2 separate regions of the Homo sapiens genome follow, and region 2 is linked to region 1. Evidence: read pairs that join two places in POLR2A ChIA-PET (ENCODE). Cell type or tissue: MCF 10A. All regions are shown on one strand. Links, peaks and the distances in the headings refer to the core of each region. The heading gives the core; the rest is flanking DNA. Region 1 overlaps LOC105377277 (a long non-coding RNA gene). Region 2 has its middle 160 kb from the start of BTC.

Region 1 (4,406 bases), core at 320-4,319:
GATGGAAGTGACAAATAAAATAATGGGCAGGACACACATGGACTAAAATAAGTGTCAGATTCTGACTTAAAGCCTGCCACCAGATGCAGCTGTACAGTTGAAGTACATCAACTCACTTGCCACTATAAAGCCAGCAACCAGATGCAGCTGTACAGTTGAAGTACATCAACGCACTTGCCACTATAAAGCCAGCCACCAGATGCAGCTGAATTATCACCTGCCACTCACTGACAGGGTTTTGATATGCGTCTGCAGGCAACTGATTTATTATGGTCTCTGGGCAGTCAAACCTCTCTGCTAATGTTAATCTGTGTTTGCAACCACTCCTCAGAGCTAGCATCACCACCTCAGCTCCACCTCAGATCATCAGGCATTAGACTTTATAAGGAGCATGCAATCTAGATCCCTCTCATGCGCAGTTCACAATAGGGTGTGCACTCCTATGAGAATCTAATGCCACCACTGATCCGACAGGAGGCAGAGCTCAGGAGGTAATGTGAGCAATGGGGAGCGGCTATAAATACAGATGAAGCTTTGCTCCCTTGCCTTTGGCTCACCTCCTGCTGTGTGGCATGGTTCCTAACAAGCCATGGACCACTGTCAGTTCTTGGCTCAGGGTTTGGGGATCCCTGCTCACATGACCTTTTCTCTGTGTGGTTGCATCTCTGGTGTCTTCTCCTCTTCTTATAATGACACCAGTCATCTTAGATTAAGACCAATCCACATGATCTCATTTAATCTTAACTACCTCTTTAAAGGCCCTATTTCTAAATACAGTTATATTCTGAGGTGTACTGAGAGTTCAGACTTTAACACATTTACAGGGAATGCAATTCAGTCCATAATACTTAATGAAATGCCTTTGCTCTGTTTCTACTGATATTTATTTTGTTTTATAAGAAAAGTTTCAGTTCCTGGTATACTGTGCACTGTTGAAGAGCCTTTGCAGTAATTACAATTAAAAAGTACTTTATTTTTATCTGGCACCAATGAACAGCTGAGGCCTATGTATTTTTTCGTGTGAATCAGGAGAGGACAAAAGAGGGTTAAAATCTGTATTAATGTGCTCACTAGACAAGAAAAGCAAACTTTTATTCTATAAGTGTTTAGTTTTTGATATCTTTAACTTTTGATATTTTACTAAGCTTAATTATTTGTTCATTAACTTAATAATGTTATTTAATAGAATCAGTGTTATTCATAATTTCATAAATACTTTTTCAACACCCTATGTACCAAGCACGGTTGTAGGAGTTGTAAGTACAACAGTAAATAGGATATATGGGAAAGATATATAAGAAAGATATATAAATAAGATATCTCTTCCCTTATAGGTCTTTCAGTCTAGTGAGGATATGAAGTGGCAAGTAAAATGTAGTCAGCAGAGTATTATATCATCGATAAGTACAGAGTTCATGGAAGCAAATGGACAGGACTTTGCATCTGTTTGGTGGGAATTGATATAGAGACTGAGAATTAGGGTTGAGCATAGAGTTCTTAAGACAAAAGTGATGGGTGAAAAGAAGAGGTGACAGTCCTCAGAACCACAGAGTGTTTACATCTGTGTGCTCTCTCCTTTAGAAACCCTGGGCCTGCTGCGGAAGCAGCTCTCATGAGGGAAGTTGCTGCATGGACTTTCAGGCCACTGAGTGACTCTTCTTGCAAAGAAATGACCCCAAATGTTTGAACCTTTGAACATGTGCTCAGGGAAGCTATTGATCTATATATAGATCCTGCATATAACCTATGCATTCTTTAAAATTCAATCCAAGCAGCAGCCCTACTTGAACGCTTCCTGAAAGATCATTCTTTCACCCTCCACCTCCCTGTACAGATTAAGATCTGAAGGTTTGTTCTCCAGGCCTGGGAACATTTCTGTACCCTGCAGCCTGAAAACCCACTGTACCTTTTCTTAACTGACTTCCTGGTTGATTTCCTCTTAACAATAGTAGCTGAATCTGAATCCCAGGAACCTCACACATAGTAAACACTCAAGAAAAATCTGCTAAACAGTGTTAGTCTTTCACAGTCATTCTGGGTCAGCAGCCAAAAGATTCTGTGTCCGAGGCCAGGTTCCTTCTGTTGGCTCCATTCTAAGCTCAGCATGCCATGACTCACTGTTTCCTAGACAATGTCATTTGTTGTCATGGCTATGAAGCCCCGTCCACTTGTGGACTTTCCCAAGGACTTCAGAATCTCCCTTTAAAATCCCTTTCTCCAAGCATTTCCATCACAGAGGCCTCAAGATCAAAGGAGTTATAGAATATTGTTACCCTGAGGATAAATCAGCTATTGCCAAACATTTCCCACATGAACTTTGCTTTCAGCATCTACAAAAGAGAAAACGATATGTGGTTTACTTTATAAACTTGGTGAAATAAAACCTAACAAGCTAATTTTAATGTAGCAGACATGAGTGTCATTTAAGTGGAGAACCAGAAAGATAGAACGGTATCTATATGCCTAGTGCAAACTACCACTTTAGTGTCAAGGAAAGAAAAATCTCTTTGAACCAAAGCCAAGGAAAACTTTTCATAAAATCATGTAGGTCTGTTTCATCGTTTTGGCCATACAAGAGCATCTTCTTTCATTTGTTACTGTTACTAGTCACTAGGGTCACAGTTGCTAACCTAAAAATAAGGATGAACACTTTTAGATAATTTAAAAAACAATGCCAATCAGATAAATCAAGACATAACCACAATCATAGGTAAGTGTATCATTAAGCTAATTAGAGCCCCTCCCTAGTTCAGGCTTTTTTCAGGGCCTTGGGAGGGCCTAGGAATGTGCTCATGTGGTCATATAGTTTTATGCAATTTGCTGTGAAGTCATATATTTAATCAAGTTGATTAGGACTGCTTTTTTTTCTCTCACTCTGACTTTATTTCTTTACAGTTCTCCTTATATTGGGTGATGTTGGAGTAGCTAGTCATGTTTTTGAGATGTGGCTGGGGGAAGTTGAGTTGAGGGTACTCGAATTTAGTTTAGCTTTAGTGATATGTATTTTATTGGTTGACAGTTATGTTATGAATGGTTCTGTTTTTACTAGCCATCCTGGTGTGAGACTGGCTCCCAGGTATACTCCTTTGCTTACTGTGCACACTCACTCAGCGTTCTGATGCAGAAATCAGAATGTGTCCTAATATACACAATACCAAAATGATGCAGGTATGGAAGAGACAAGGTTGAAATGCACAGATCCAGGAGCTAGTGTGGAGAATATTATTCCAATAATCAGAGTGAAAAATCATAAGCAGATAATTCACTTTATATCAATCCTAGACAAAACAAACCCCTCCCCTTCAGGAATATACTCAACAATACAGGGTCTTTGATTACAAATACTTTATATTTTTTCCCCTTATTTGATTGGAATGATCATGTTCAATTGGAATTTAATAATGTTTCATAGAATATCAGAATTTCTGTGTTTGTAGAGCATGTACCTGTAGTAGCACGACAAACGGTGAGTTCATCCGTATGTGATGCTGCATACTTTATGCATTCAGCTATCGATAATAGCTATTTTTATTGATAAATGTAATTTAATTTAATCACTTATATTTACATTGCTAATATACACGAGTATTTCTTTCAAACCACAGGTTAACACACACTAAAGGGCAATGCCATTAAAGGAGAAGAGGAACTTTGGAAACTGCTGTCTGAAAGGAAAGCAAAGCACTCTTCATTAACAGCTAGTGGGCTCCTAATTTCTGCCCATGAAGGCATGTTCATACTGACAGAGCACCCCCTCAAGGGGAAGAACCATCCGCGCTAATTCTTGTTGTCCTCTTCTGAGCTAGTGTGCTCATTGTTCATACAAACTAGTGTGTCAACATTAAAACAAAAAGGGAGTTGAATCAATAAATGACTTGGGAGGCTGTCATACTTGTAACAACTATGGCGACAGAAGAACACTGGCTGTAGTATTTGGTATTAGCATTGGTGTCTGGATCTATAACTAAAAAAGCTTCTTCATTTCTCCAAACTAATAGATATGACAGATATTGCCACACTTAGCTCTACTTAAATAAATATTCTAAACTCAATCTCAAATCCACTAATGGAATTTCTGTCGCAGTCTCTCCTATGGTCAAAAAATAATTAGAGTAACAGAATAGTAGTTTTATACCAGATAGATATTTGAAGAAGAAATAGTCATCATATATACTTAAATATTCTCAAAATGTCTCCCTTGCCCTCCCCCTAATACCATCATTTCTTTGTTTCAGGGAAATGGCATTTTAATAAAACACTTACTGTGATGTACCATTTACTGGGCAAGGGCAGCTGCCTGGCCAAGGTGAAAGAGCACAGAAGCAAAGACTTAATGCTTTGATCTAGAATCCTGGCTCCACAACTTCTCTGAGTCCCAGTTACCTCATCTATCAAGGGCTAATAAT
Region 2 (4,406 bases), core at 116-4,115, 520 kb before region 1:
AAAAAGCTGGATCCTTCAGAAAGTGTAAATATGTTTTTCCCTCCAATGAGAGACTGCCATTGGGTTGCCTCATCTCAGAAGTGCTATCATGCAGATAAGTGGTATAGTACAGTAGGACTGGAAGCCAGACTTCCCACCTCCAAATCTCAGCTTTGCCACATATAAACTTTGTGGCCATGGAGAAGTTACCTTAATTCTCCGTACTCCAGTTTTCTCTTCTGTAAAATAATATAATAGTACTCTTACCAGCTTATTTGGGGATTAAATTAGCTAAATACACTTTAAAAAACTTAGAATACTGCCTGTCACATAGTAAGCAATCAATAAATGTTAGAAATTTTACTATGGAGGTTTTATATTCAAGAAAATCATAATCAAAAAGAAACTTACAGATTCCTTGGTGTGGTAGTAGGGGTGGGGAGGGGAAATAGATGTTAATTTTTTTCTCCTTTTTTTCCCTGGCCTTTCATATGGCTAGCCTAGAGTATAACTATTAATTTATGATTATGCTGTTTGAAAGGGATAGTTTAATATAGTCTAAGTGTTTTTTTCTTTTGTACTTCTCCCACATTTCATAGAAGGAGAATACCAGGGCTTGTTCTGAGGGGTGTGATGATGTTTATTACCAGTACCTAAAATATGGTTTGTTTCAAGATATTTCTAAATGATAAGAAGAGTAAAATGTTTAGATTGCTTGTTTTTCTTACTCTTCATTTAAGTCACAATCTAGAGAACAGCTGTTTAGTGTTTCAAATCATTGCAGAAACAATAGCTAATTGCCTTGCTCTAAGATTGAAAATACAGTCAAGATGCCATCATTTTTTCTCCTTTGTTCATGGAGGGCTTTAGAAGCTACTTCTCCTTGAATATAGATGCAATCTCAGATATTTCAACATGACATTCTGAGAAGTCACTTCCAATTGGTCAGAATTGATATGTGAATTAAAACATATTTTCCATCTCTAGCTTAACCAATAACATGCACTTACATAGAAAATGAAGCATCATATATCTTATAGATTGTATCCTTAGTTCCCAAGTTATTAGGAAATATTTAATATTTAAAAATCTGAAAACTACATAAAGAATTCATTAAAATCTTGATTTTTTTCTAGCTTTAGTATTCTATGGCTTTTATATGGTAGGTCTGAAGTTCTGACTTTGTTACTACTATCTGTAATTATAGGTGCTTTTTTAGAGATCTGCTTGGGTTTCTTGTAGCCTCAGAAAGGAGGTTGGATTTACACAGTTTAGCACCTCTAGCTTTTCATGGCACCTGTCTACATAAAGGAGAGTATAGTTGCATGAGATGGTAAAATCAGCAGAGAAAACTCTCATGAAGCTGGTAGCATTCAAGCTGGGAGGGGAGCTGGCCCATGTTACAGTTCCCCCTGGATTGTGCTATGGAGAATGGAACAGCATACACAGATGAAAGCTGTGCATCAAAGGAGGACAGGGATTATCATCCAGACAGTGGTTTTTGATGAGTTCATAGGTCTTCAGGACCAAACTATATATTTAGTCTTAGTGATTTGCCAAGGCTCGTAAGAGTTAGTGAACTAACATTAGCTGAGGCCTTCTTGGAGATATAGGAGGATAAGCTTACAAAATCCACCCTGTGACCTCACCCTCTCCTCAGGCTTCTACCATGGACCTAGAGACGACAGGTGAGTATATTGGAGATTTGTGAGTCATAGGCTTTATACTTAGAGTTGGGAGTTCACCCCCACTTCAACTCCTCCCTTACCAAATTAAGAACAGTCACTCACCTGGATAATTATGCTACTTTAATTTATCTTATCCCTTTAAGATAAACTTGTTTAAAACATCAACTTATGGATTAGTAACATTTTGCCTTCTTTGACATTTCCTTCCCTGTGGAGCATTTTATAAGTCCTGCACTGGTAGCCAGTTTTACTTATCAATTATCTCAGTGTAGCTTTTAGTTTTAGGGTGTTATGTTATACATGTTGGAAACTGCATATTATAACCTTAGAAACTCTATTTCACTAAGTGACCTTCCAGGTGGTGAATCTCATACATGTCCTACCTCTTTTGAGAATGATTGTGACTCACTTTACCCAGTAGGATTTTTTCAATGCCATTGTGGCTAAATAAAATGTGGAGTAGTGGCAAGGTGCAGTGACTCATGCCTGTAATCCCAGCACTTTGAAAGGCTGAGGCAGGTGGATTATCTGAGGTCAGGAGTTCGAGACCAGCCTGGCTAACATGGTGAAACCCAGTTTCCACTAAAGATACAAAAAAATTAGCCGGGAGTGGTAGTGCACACCTGTAATCCCAGCTACGTGGGAGGCTGAGACAGGAGAATCACTTGAACCCGGGAGGCAGAGGTTGCAGTGAGCCGAGCCGAGATCACGCCACTGCACTCCAGTTTTGGCAACAAGAGCAAAACTCCATCTCAAAACAACAACAACAAAAATTTGGAATAGTAAAACCATAAAACCATACTTAACATACAGGTACTTGTTATTTAAAGAAATTGCATATGATACTTTATGCAAAACAAGTATTCTTTTTTATAAAGTGAGCATTCAGCCAATGTATTTATCTTGAGTTTAGATTTTTATATCTTAGGTTTTCTTAAACATAAACCATATTTGCCCTGATATAAAGAATTTCTGCAATTTTTTTCACCTGAGAGTTTTACTGCTCAGGTATTCTTAGCCCATGGTCACTTTAACCATGAAGTAAGTGTACATATTATATAATTTCCCTGAGCTTCATTCTTTATATCAGTAAACTAGAGATATTGCCAAAATACAGGTTTGTGTGAAGGCTCCATAAACAACAATTTGCCATACAAACATGGGATTTTTACCTAAACCACATGTATCAAAGTGTTGTTTTTGTCAACCCTACTGACCTAAGTACTATCAAACTGGGAGCAAAGTGGTGACTCTGTCTTTAATATTACAGAAATTATCTTTGTAAAATCAACTAGGTAGGTATTCTCTGAGCCCAGCATGACTGCAAGGCAATTTGAGACATTTGGGGAGTCAACTCCTTTTTTAAGCAAAAATGCCTGTGTTTATTATAGTAAGAAATTTTCACACGTAGGATGGTCAGATAAATAATACTTACAGCTACCCAACTGGACCAACTGTAGACACTCACTTGGCATCCCATGAGACTCTTTAAGTCCTTCATGAGAGAATTCAGAATCTTCATTATAATAGTCATCCACATAATAGAGAAGTATGGAGAAGTCCACAGATGGACAAGACATGGGACTGGAAATATCTTACTGAGAGCTATGGTGCTCCTGTTTAGAATACCTCACTCTGGGTCACCCACCTCCTGTCTTACCTATGTAGCCCCATCAATAGCATCAGTGCCTGCTTACTTGCTAAATAAGATTACATGGTTCTGAGGTTTCCTCTGACAAATGGAGAAAAGGGAGGAGAATAAAGGATTCTGTATTGTTTCATGATTTTGAAATGGGGTCATGAAGTCAGAGTCCATACCTAGATGATGCCACCATGGCAGACTATGGGTGAAGTTCCAGCAATGTTGCTTCATACACAAGGCTAAGAAACTTGAAGGAAAACCCAACCCATATTTAAGGGGGTACAAAAATTTAACTTGAGGAATTTTTAGTGCTAAGGATAAAAACTATTTCATTACATGTCTGGTTCTCTCCTCAGACAACTCACTGGAATTTTCAGGAGTGTCTGTCTTGTTTGAATCTGTACTTTCAGTGTCTAGTACAGTACCTGATAGAAATGAGTTTGTAACATATTCATGCTGAGTGAATGAAATGGATTTTGAAGATTTTAGACAAAGATTTTAGACATTTCTTCATCAAATGGCATTTTGATCTAGCTCTCAAGATAAAGAGACAGAAAGAGAGGAAGGGAAGAGAGAAGAAGAAGCGGGAGGTGAAGGGGAGAGAGAAATTGATTAATGTAGACATTGATGTTAAGGTGTAAATGAAGTAAAATACCCTAAAAGATTATCTTTTCCCCGAGGTATTTTAATAGAGTATAGAATTATAAACTGGAGAAACATGCCCATAATACTGGTGAGAGAGACCATCCTTTTCAATGGGCAAAGACGTAGCAGGACAAAAAGCGTCTCCTCCATCCCGCTCTAAGAATTTTGCATTCATTCGTAAATGCCTGTTTTGCTTCTATTTAAGTCACACAACGAATCTGTGTTCTCCAGTTACTGCCTTGCTCTTTAGTTTGATAAGAAAAGCAACATTTTTTCTTTCACATCATTTCCTAGTTACTTTAGCTTAATCGAATCTTCTATCTAATAATTCTAGGACTCCGCTACTCAAAATGTGTTTCTCATCTTGAAATGAAAAAAAAAAAAAAGATGTCTCAGCTCAAAGACTGGGCTTGATGAAGCCTGCTGGGTATGAGAGTGAAAAGAGAAAAGAA

What was found. Peaks named below come from ENCODE experiments on the same cell type or tissue, not always from the same donor. Only the 100,000 strongest peaks of a DNase experiment are listed, where the experiment ranks them.
Region 2: POLR2A ChIA-PET joins it to region 1 with 5 read pairs; 1 of 35 experiments calls an interaction of 5 or more read pairs at or near these places.

What each region holds. Positions count from the first base shown.
Region 1 is chr4:74,114,905-74,119,310 of GRCh38, reverse strand. It overlaps LOC105377277 (a long non-coding RNA gene), which reads left to right. Exons shown (of 2, transcript XR_938878.2): 2 at 3,606-4,052. It also overlaps a transcript of MTHFD2L not described here. Among named protein-coding and RNA genes, the nearest start is that of CXCL2, 18 kb to the right of the region's middle. In MCF 10A, for the core only: no CTCF peak of the experiment used is centred there; a DNase peak (open chromatin) is centred at 2,100.
Region 2 is chr4:74,632,944-74,637,349 of GRCh38, reverse strand. No RefSeq gene overlaps it. Among named protein-coding and RNA genes, the nearest start is that of BTC, 160 kb to the left of the region's middle. In MCF 10A, for the core only: no CTCF peak of the experiment used is centred there; a DNase peak (open chromatin) is centred at 1,659.